Linked DNA regions of Mus musculus: region 1 is linked to region 2. A link is a loop called in an ENCODE intact Hi-C map of the cell type or tissue named here. Cell type or tissue: heart. All regions are shown on one strand.

Evidence for each region. Hi-C counts contacts between places; a loop is a spot of excess contacts. Peaks named below come from ENCODE experiments on the same cell type or tissue, not always from the same donor. Only the 100,000 strongest peaks of a DNase experiment are listed, where the experiment ranks them.
Region 1: it touches region 2 in a loop (6-fold over the local background); 4 of 42 quality-filtered maps call a loop at or near these places.

What each region holds. Positions count from the first base shown.
Region 1 is chr12:40,015,072-40,019,071 of GRCm38, reverse strand. No RefSeq gene overlaps it. Among named protein-coding and RNA genes, the nearest start is that of Arl4a, 21 kb to the left of the region's middle. In heart, no CTCF peak of the experiment used is centred here; a DNase peak (open chromatin) is centred at 1,951; H3K4me3 peaks cover 1,046 bases; H3K27ac peaks cover 1,260 bases; H3K27me3 peaks cover 119 bases.
Region 2 is chr12:39,955,022-39,959,021 of GRCm38, reverse strand. No RefSeq gene overlaps it. Among named protein-coding and RNA genes, the nearest start is that of Gm40399, 6.4 kb to the right of the region's middle. In heart, no CTCF peak of the experiment used is centred here; a DNase peak (open chromatin) is centred at 2,401.

The DNA.
Region 1 (4,000 bases), 60 kb before region 2:
CGGTCCTGCAGGTTAGTTCAAGCTAACCTGAAACTCTGAAAACAACTCTTGGCTGTTCTCCTGCCTTGCCTCCCAAGGACTGGGATTATACACCTGAATTACCATGCCTGGCTTCTTTGCAGCCCTTTAGAATGGGAAGTGTGTCATGTGATACAGTTGTAAAAACAAGGCTTTGAAATTATTAAAAATGAAGCAAACTAAGCAGAATCACTCTGGGAACATTAATCTTGCTAAGTATATTTTAAGCATTTCCAAAGATTACATAAAATCATCTAAGAACATAGACTCTCGAAAAGAGTCTCATAATAAAGCTTTTTTTTTTAACTATCCACACGTTTTTGAACTGTTTTTCCATTATTCATTAATTCATTAATTGAAGAAACGTTCTAAACTAAAACTGGATCTACTCTCTGAGCCACCTACAACACTCCTTAGTGTTTACTTAAGGACTCCATGATGACAGGTCACAGAGATGCATGCATAGCAGTATTTACCACAGTAGTGGTCGTCATTGCTATTATGGGAACAACCCAAGTGAAGAAGGATAAAGAAAATATGCTACATAGATGTGATAGAAATGTTTAAAACCATAAAAATGAATGAAATTATATTTGTGAAATATGGATGCAACTAGAGATAATTATGTGTGTTTAGTTTCAGAATGACCAATATTGCGCTTTCAGTTGTGATTCCTAGATTTTATATACTACATAAAACCACGGATGTGCATACAACATGAAACTGAAAGCAAAACTGCCCAGGGGGGAATGATGAGGACAGGAAGATGAGGGAGGAGGGAGATGGAGGAGGGAGAGGGAGGAGGGAGAGGAGGGAGGGAAGGTAGAAGGGATGGTGTTGAACGGGCTGAGCAGAAGTCTGCTCTGCTGTGAAAATGTCCTGTGTGACACAGTGCTGTGTACAATCGGACACACAGTGAAAACAAAGGAGTGTGCCTGTAACCCTAGGCTTGCTGATATTTTAAAGGAAGGCAATCAATACAGTGTTTCTGATTCGTCCTGGTCATTGATTTCCCTGACTATGAATCCTTGGGATTTGAATTCCATACCTCACGGATTTATGAGAGAGCATAAATTTATATAGAATCTTTTTTTTTTACCTTGTTAAAATGTTTCCACACATTCTTTGGAAACAATTATCTAAGTGAAATAATCAGATGTTTAGGTTGCTAATGTCCAACGGAAGGCTAAGGTTTTAGAAACAAAACAATGCCTTGTTAGACATTTCATGTGTTCAAATTAATTGGAGAATTAAAAAGCTATCAGAAGTGACAACAACCCCACCTCTCACACATAATTATGAAAGAGATATAAATATTGTGGACAGTTTGTGAAAAATCCATACCTTTGAGGCTTTTAATTGCAGAAATCAGAGTATTTAGAATAACAGTTTGTAGAATGTACACTTTTTAGAAGCTTAAATTGTGGTGGAAGAATGTGTTAGGGATGTGGTTGTCATTTCTGGTAGCTTTTTAATTCTCCAATTAATTTGTACACATAAAATGTCTAACAAAGCAATATATTGTTTCCAAAACATTAGCCTTCAGTTGGACATTAGCAACCTGAACATCTGATTATTTCGTGATATACAGAAACCTAGCCTGTGTTAAAGAGGACCATGGATTTTTGCAGTCCTGTTAAGAGCAGAGGCTCTGGTGTTGACCATTATTTATAGCAGGCTTCGTATCCCTGTTTGTGACAGATGGGTGGTTTTACTGGAAAGGAGGATTCGGAGATAAAGCAGGAGTCTAGTCAGAGGTGAAGAGGAGGCTCGTGTTCCTCATCTTATCTTCTGTTTAGTGTGAGTGTGTGAGCGTGCGTACGTGTTAGTTGCTGAGAGCCCCTTCCTGTCTGCTGGAACGGAACTGAGAGGGGTGGTGCAGCGTTAGAGGTTCCGAAATCTAAGAGCCACTTTCCTTTCCCACCGCTTTCCGCTGACTCAGTCCAGCAGTGAGCCCCGCAGGACCGAGAGGTCTTTGTGTTCAGATTATTTTACTAGCTACAAACGCCACACCCTTGTAGTACAGACACAGAACACTTTGTCCTTCCAGGAGGTCGGGACTTTGACCACAGCCCTGGGATTTCAAAGCTGCCTCACGGAGGCTTGTCTACTGTGATCTAAAGTGTTGAGCCCAGTGAGGGTCCCGTTATAAAGCAGTTTTACAACTGCTTGCTGCTAGACTCCCACACTAGTGAGGCTATATCTTTAAAACAGCACATAGTCTGTTTTGAAGGGGAAAAGGCCATTGCTCTACACAGGCAGCTGTAAGGAAAGAGTTGGTGTCTGAAAGGAGAGCTGAACTGGAGACTGGGGTGGAGTTGGCACCCAGAGTTTTAGCTTCCTAAACTGGGAGTAGTCACCGTCATTAGGACTTATAATTCTCTTCTCCGGACACTGCAAGGCTTGAAATGGTTATGTACAGTATTCTAAATCCTCTTCAAAGCGAATCTTGGCATTGGACAATATGATACTTCCCTAGTAACTGTATGAAATGGGATCTCTCTCTTCCAAAAGTGTAAATCCAGTAAGAACAGCTAAATTATGTGTACATGTTTATGTCTGAGTATTAGTATGTGCACACCTGAGTGTAGGTATCCACAAAGTCCAGAAGAAGGTATCAGATCCTCTGGAACTGGACATGGGCAGTCACAATGACGCCATTCGCCCCCCCCCCATTAGTGTTAGAACCCCTTAGGTCCCCTGCAAGCGCTGCACACTATAACCACTGAGATACCTCTCCAGCCTTAAAGCTAATGAGCTGAAGGAAAGACATTTACCCTAAGAGCACTGGGCCATGAGCCAACAGTCGTTTATAGGTCACCTTCACGACGCCCAGCTCCCAAACATCTGTCAATCTCAGGCTTCTCTTGGGCACGCACCACTGGCTGTATGAAGCTCGGCAGGGAATGGCTCCCCAGTTTTTGCCAACTGGCTTCTCTCATAGGCTAATCTTGATTGCTTTCTATTGTCTACCCTGCCGCCATAACATCTTCATAAAGGAAGGTCATGAATACTTTGTGTTTTCAAAGCATCCTAGCTGAAGTGAAAAGAAAAAGGAGTTTGGAGTTCATGTCGAGTCTCAGGAGAGGGCAACCGCTCTCTGGCCTGTAAGTACAGGAACTTCACCTTCAAGGTGACCTTAGCAGCCAACAAGTTTGCATGCCTAGAGCAATCTGACCAAATCAGTTATTATCACACATGTAGCCACTGAGCTACACCTCCAGGCCCCTTTTATTTTCATTAAAAAATCCAAACATTTACATTTTTAAAAATTTATATATACTTACAGCTTTGTTTTTATTTCAGATGAAACTTTTTCAGGCCCAGATCAATACAAATATTCATTAAAAAAAAACAAAAACAAAACAAAACAACAACAAAAACTTTAAGCAGCGTAAATCATTTCTTAACCCCAAACTTTGGTCTGGAGACCAAAGAATCTCAGAAATAAAAGGTGATGAAGTAAATAAATAACAGTTGTCAACTCAAAGGGAGTAAGAGACACTTTATTCTGGAACCAAATATAAGAGGCCCTTGCTTGGGAATACAGATTCAGGTTGCTCCAATTACCATGTTCCAATGAGGTAACAATTTTATGAACTTTTTATAGTAACAGAACAAAACCATAAATCAAAATGCTTTTAAAAACATTGGTTTGTACATCAAATAGCCGGATTGCAGCAAAACAAGCCCCTGCAGTAGGAGTGCTAGCTGCCTTTATGTCAACCTGACACAAACTAAAGTCATCAGAGAGGAGGGAGCATCAACTATGAAAATGCCACCATAAGTCAGGGCTGAATGCAGCCTGGAGAGTATTGTCTTAATAAATTATTGATGGGCAAGGGCCTAGTCCATTGTGGGTGGTGCCATCCCTGAGCTGGTGGTCCTGCGTTCTATAAGAAACAAGCTGAGCAAGCCATTAAGTAATATCCCTCCATGGCCTCTGCATCAGCTCCTGCTTCCTGACCTGCTTGAGTTCCTG
Region 2 (4,000 bases):
AAGACACAGAGTGGTGTTTTTGTTGTTGTTGTTATTGTTGGAAAAATCAAGACAGTATGCCATGATAGAAATAAAGAGATTGAGTTTAAGCATTAACCTTCATTTTTGCTGGTATAGTTTCTCTTACATGATCAGTTGCTTGAAAATTCTATTTTATTTTTTAACTTTTTTTGGGGCAGTAGTTAAATCCCAATGTTGTGTCATTCTTTCATAAAAAAGGACTTCACGTCAAAGGGAAGCAAACAAGGGTGACTTACTACCACATGAACATCCCCCTTTTGGTGGGTGTCATTGTAGAAGTGAAGGAATTCTGGAGACAACTGTTAACAGACACCATGATACTCATGCTCTCTTTTCTAGGTGGCCCGTCTCCCCCTCCACTTTTGAAACACTTTCCTTTAGAGCTCTTTATGAAACCCTTGTTATTTGATCTTTAAGCCAAGTAAGCCAGTGCAGAATACAACAATCAAAGTGGAAGTGTGTTTACTTGCCTCGTTCTGAGTAATAAGATAGGTGGGACAGACGGGGCACTATTAAGCCAACCAAGATCCCAGTACTAGAAACCATTGTCCTTATGTCAATATTTATTGTTTGGTTTTAATTAGAAGCTGCACACAAAGCTTTAGCTCTCTCCAAGACAGAATGGGAAAGAACCACAGATGCATTTGCCTTTTCTTCTGGCATGTTGGCTTTTACAGTTTTATTTTATTTTTTCCGACTAGCCATCCGTGCAATTCCTGTTCTCATACCCAATGTTGTTCTCTCAAAGACATCTTGCTGGTTCAACAATTATTAAATGTTGCTTCCCGGTTACTATGACCACCTGGCTAGTCTGGATTTTACTGTTGGCAGTTGGAAGGGGAGGGATGGTAGTGGGTGAACAGCCATGATGGAGTAGTTCAGCCTGGCATGGCATTATGCCATGCGTCTTTTCAACCTTTCTCTTTTGCTGGAATCTCTGGCTCCCCTCCAGGCATCCGTCACTGAACAGATAGTTTGGCAGTGAAGGAAGGGGGAGAGACTGAAGTGGAATTCAAGATTCAGCAGACAGTTTCCAGCCTCCTTCTCTATATTAGCTCCTAGTCTGTTGCTCTGAAGACCTTCACTCTTCCAGCAGACACTATGCGGGATTTGGGGCTCAAGAGACAAGACATTTTTGTTATGATTCCAGTTAACTTTCTCCTTAAACAGTCACATTGTAAGGGAATTTAAAAAATCACGAGTCATTCCATTTCTGCTATTAATGATAAGAGCATCACCCACTAGTGCCATATTTAAAGTAAGCAGGTCTTACAAAGGTGTGTGTGGTTCTACTCCATGAGACCTGTTTCCCTGTAGTGTGCTGTGCCTATGGTTTTTGTTTGTTTGTTTGTTTGTTTTTTGTTGAGTCGGAATCCTCAGAGCAATGGTTTGCTTTTTTTTTTCCGAGAGAGTTGACCTAATGACACTCTTCCTCTAATAAGAGTGGGATTTAAACTGTGCTTTTTTTCAAACATTCATTTTATGTGTATGAATGTTTTGACTACACATGTGCACATGCATTGCATGTGTGCCTGGGGCCCCCAGAAGCCAGAAAAAGCCATCAGAGTGTCTGGACTGGAGTTACAGATGGTTGTGAGCCACCACGTGGGTGCTGGGAACTGAACTCAGGTCCTTTGCAAGAATAGCAAGGTCTCTAAAATCCTGAGCCATCTCCCCTGTTTTTAAATTGCACTTTAAAAGAAATATATTCTTTAGTATTTTTGCTGCACAGACCGACATTACTTCCTCTCTCTTTGATTATTCATGGCTATAATTATCAAGCTGTTCCTATTTGTTGACTGAATATTTTACAATTCCCAGTTCCAATATTCACGAGCTATCAAAGTAACATATGAGCCTTGCAGTAAAGCATGAAATATTGTAATCTCTTTTCACCAGGAAGGCTTTTGGATGTAGAAAATTCCTAGATCTCTTCATTAGAGTGCCAGCTGATAGAGTATTCCTCAGTGTTCATTGGAAAAAAAAACCCACAACAAAACAAAAAAAGCAAAAACTGTGGACCTGTAGTTCTGGAGAATCAAACTATAAATTAAATAAAGTATCTGTTATACAATCATAGGAATTGTATTTTTATTTGATCAGTTCTTACTTATGCTACTTGTGTGAATAATTTGACCGATATTTTTAGTTTCTCTTCAGCTAACTGGCAGCAGTCCGTCACAAATCTATTTGTGAGGTACCTTGCACAGGATAAAATGTTATTTTTCCTTAGTGTGCTCTCATTTGATTACAATTGCAGCCGGGCTTGACTGCATTCCATCCATAATTAATCGTCACTCCGGTATCCAGTGGCGGGAGGCGAGTGCTGCCTGGCTTACATCCTTAGATAAAGGGTTGCCACGCCAGCTGGCAAGTGAATGGGGCCTTTCACACTGTGCCTAATGGGCGCAGAGGCTGAGCTGTCAGGGGTGCTCATTCAACCGAACCGTGCCAGAAAAGGCCCAACTTGCTGCCGTTGACAGTCTCACTGGCACCTCCTGCTTCTGAGGAAACACCATTTACAGAGGGGTTTCATTTCACCACGTGATTTCACTTCCTCTCATTGGACGATAAAACGTATTGGTCGAGATAGGATACGAATTCTTTCCTGGCTTTTCCAAAGAGGCCAGATCATCCATCCCCTCCTTCGTGAATACTGAGCTGTCATCTCATCATTAAATGACTGCTTCTTGGCCATATATAGTTTGACAGTCTTCTTGGGTAAAGAGTAGGAAGGATTAAAAAAAAAGCCTACCCATGCCCAACCCTGAAGTTTACTTTTGAGCACTGGGGTACATGACTTTTTGATTACTGGTGCAAAGAGATAGATGATATTCTTTATTTTGTTTCTGAGACAAGGTTTTGCTCTGTAGCCCTGATTGTCCTGGTATCCACTATGTAGCTGAGCTGCCCTTGAACGTGTAGCAGGCCTCTTGCCTCAGTCTCCTCAGTATTGGTATTGCAGGTGTGTGAGGCCAGGCCCACCAAGATTTAAATAATGTGTTACTTAATTCACTTTCTGCAGAATGGCCTTAGCAATGAACAACATGGCTAGTCTCATCGGGCATGCACTGTTGCAGAATCTTATACAATACCACAACTTTAACCTAGTTCTGATTACTCAAGCAGAATTGAATCCAGATTTTGAAACCTATCTGACTTGGCAGCCATGCAGGTGAATTTGAGGGAAGTGGGTCAAGTGTGACGGACCCAAGAGATAGGAGATGGACTATAATAAAAGGCTCATGGGTTTATATTCCATATAACATAAAAGTCAGAGGAGGGGGGTTCTGACAAATCGTTGGCACATGGAGAAGATGAAGAAAGGAGGTAATAATGGGTCTATTTCCATTAGAAAAGGTCTTTCTGGGCTGGAGAGATGGCTCAGTGTTTAAGAGCACCGATTGCTCTTCCATAGGTCTTGAGTTCAATTCCCAGTAGCCACATGGTGGCTCACAATCATCTGTAATGGGATCCGATGCCCTCATCTGGTATGACTGAAGACAATGGTGTACTCATATACATAAAATAAATAATTAAAAAAAGTCTTTCTTATGTCAAGAGAAACTGAATATTAAGATTTTTATCTGGCTCTAGGTTTTATGCCAACAACCGCAAAAACTTCAATTAAAAGACATTATTAGCAAACCAGATATGGTGCTTATAACTGTAACCCTAGCACCTGGGAAGCTGACGCAGGATATCTAGGAAAGGCCAGGTTACAGGAGAGGCTTTGTCTCAAAACCAAGTTAAAAACCACCACCACCAAAACAAAACAAAAGAAAGCAAAATAAAACAAAACAAAAAAGACCCAAACAAACAAACGAACAAACAAAACCCAGACCAGGTTAGGCTATGCCAGGGCACCCCAGACCAAGATATGATATATAAAGTACTTAAAGCAATAGTGATTCATTTAATCAGATGAACATGTATATCTTTTCTACACAAGTGTCCTCAGAGACTGTCTCTTGTGTCA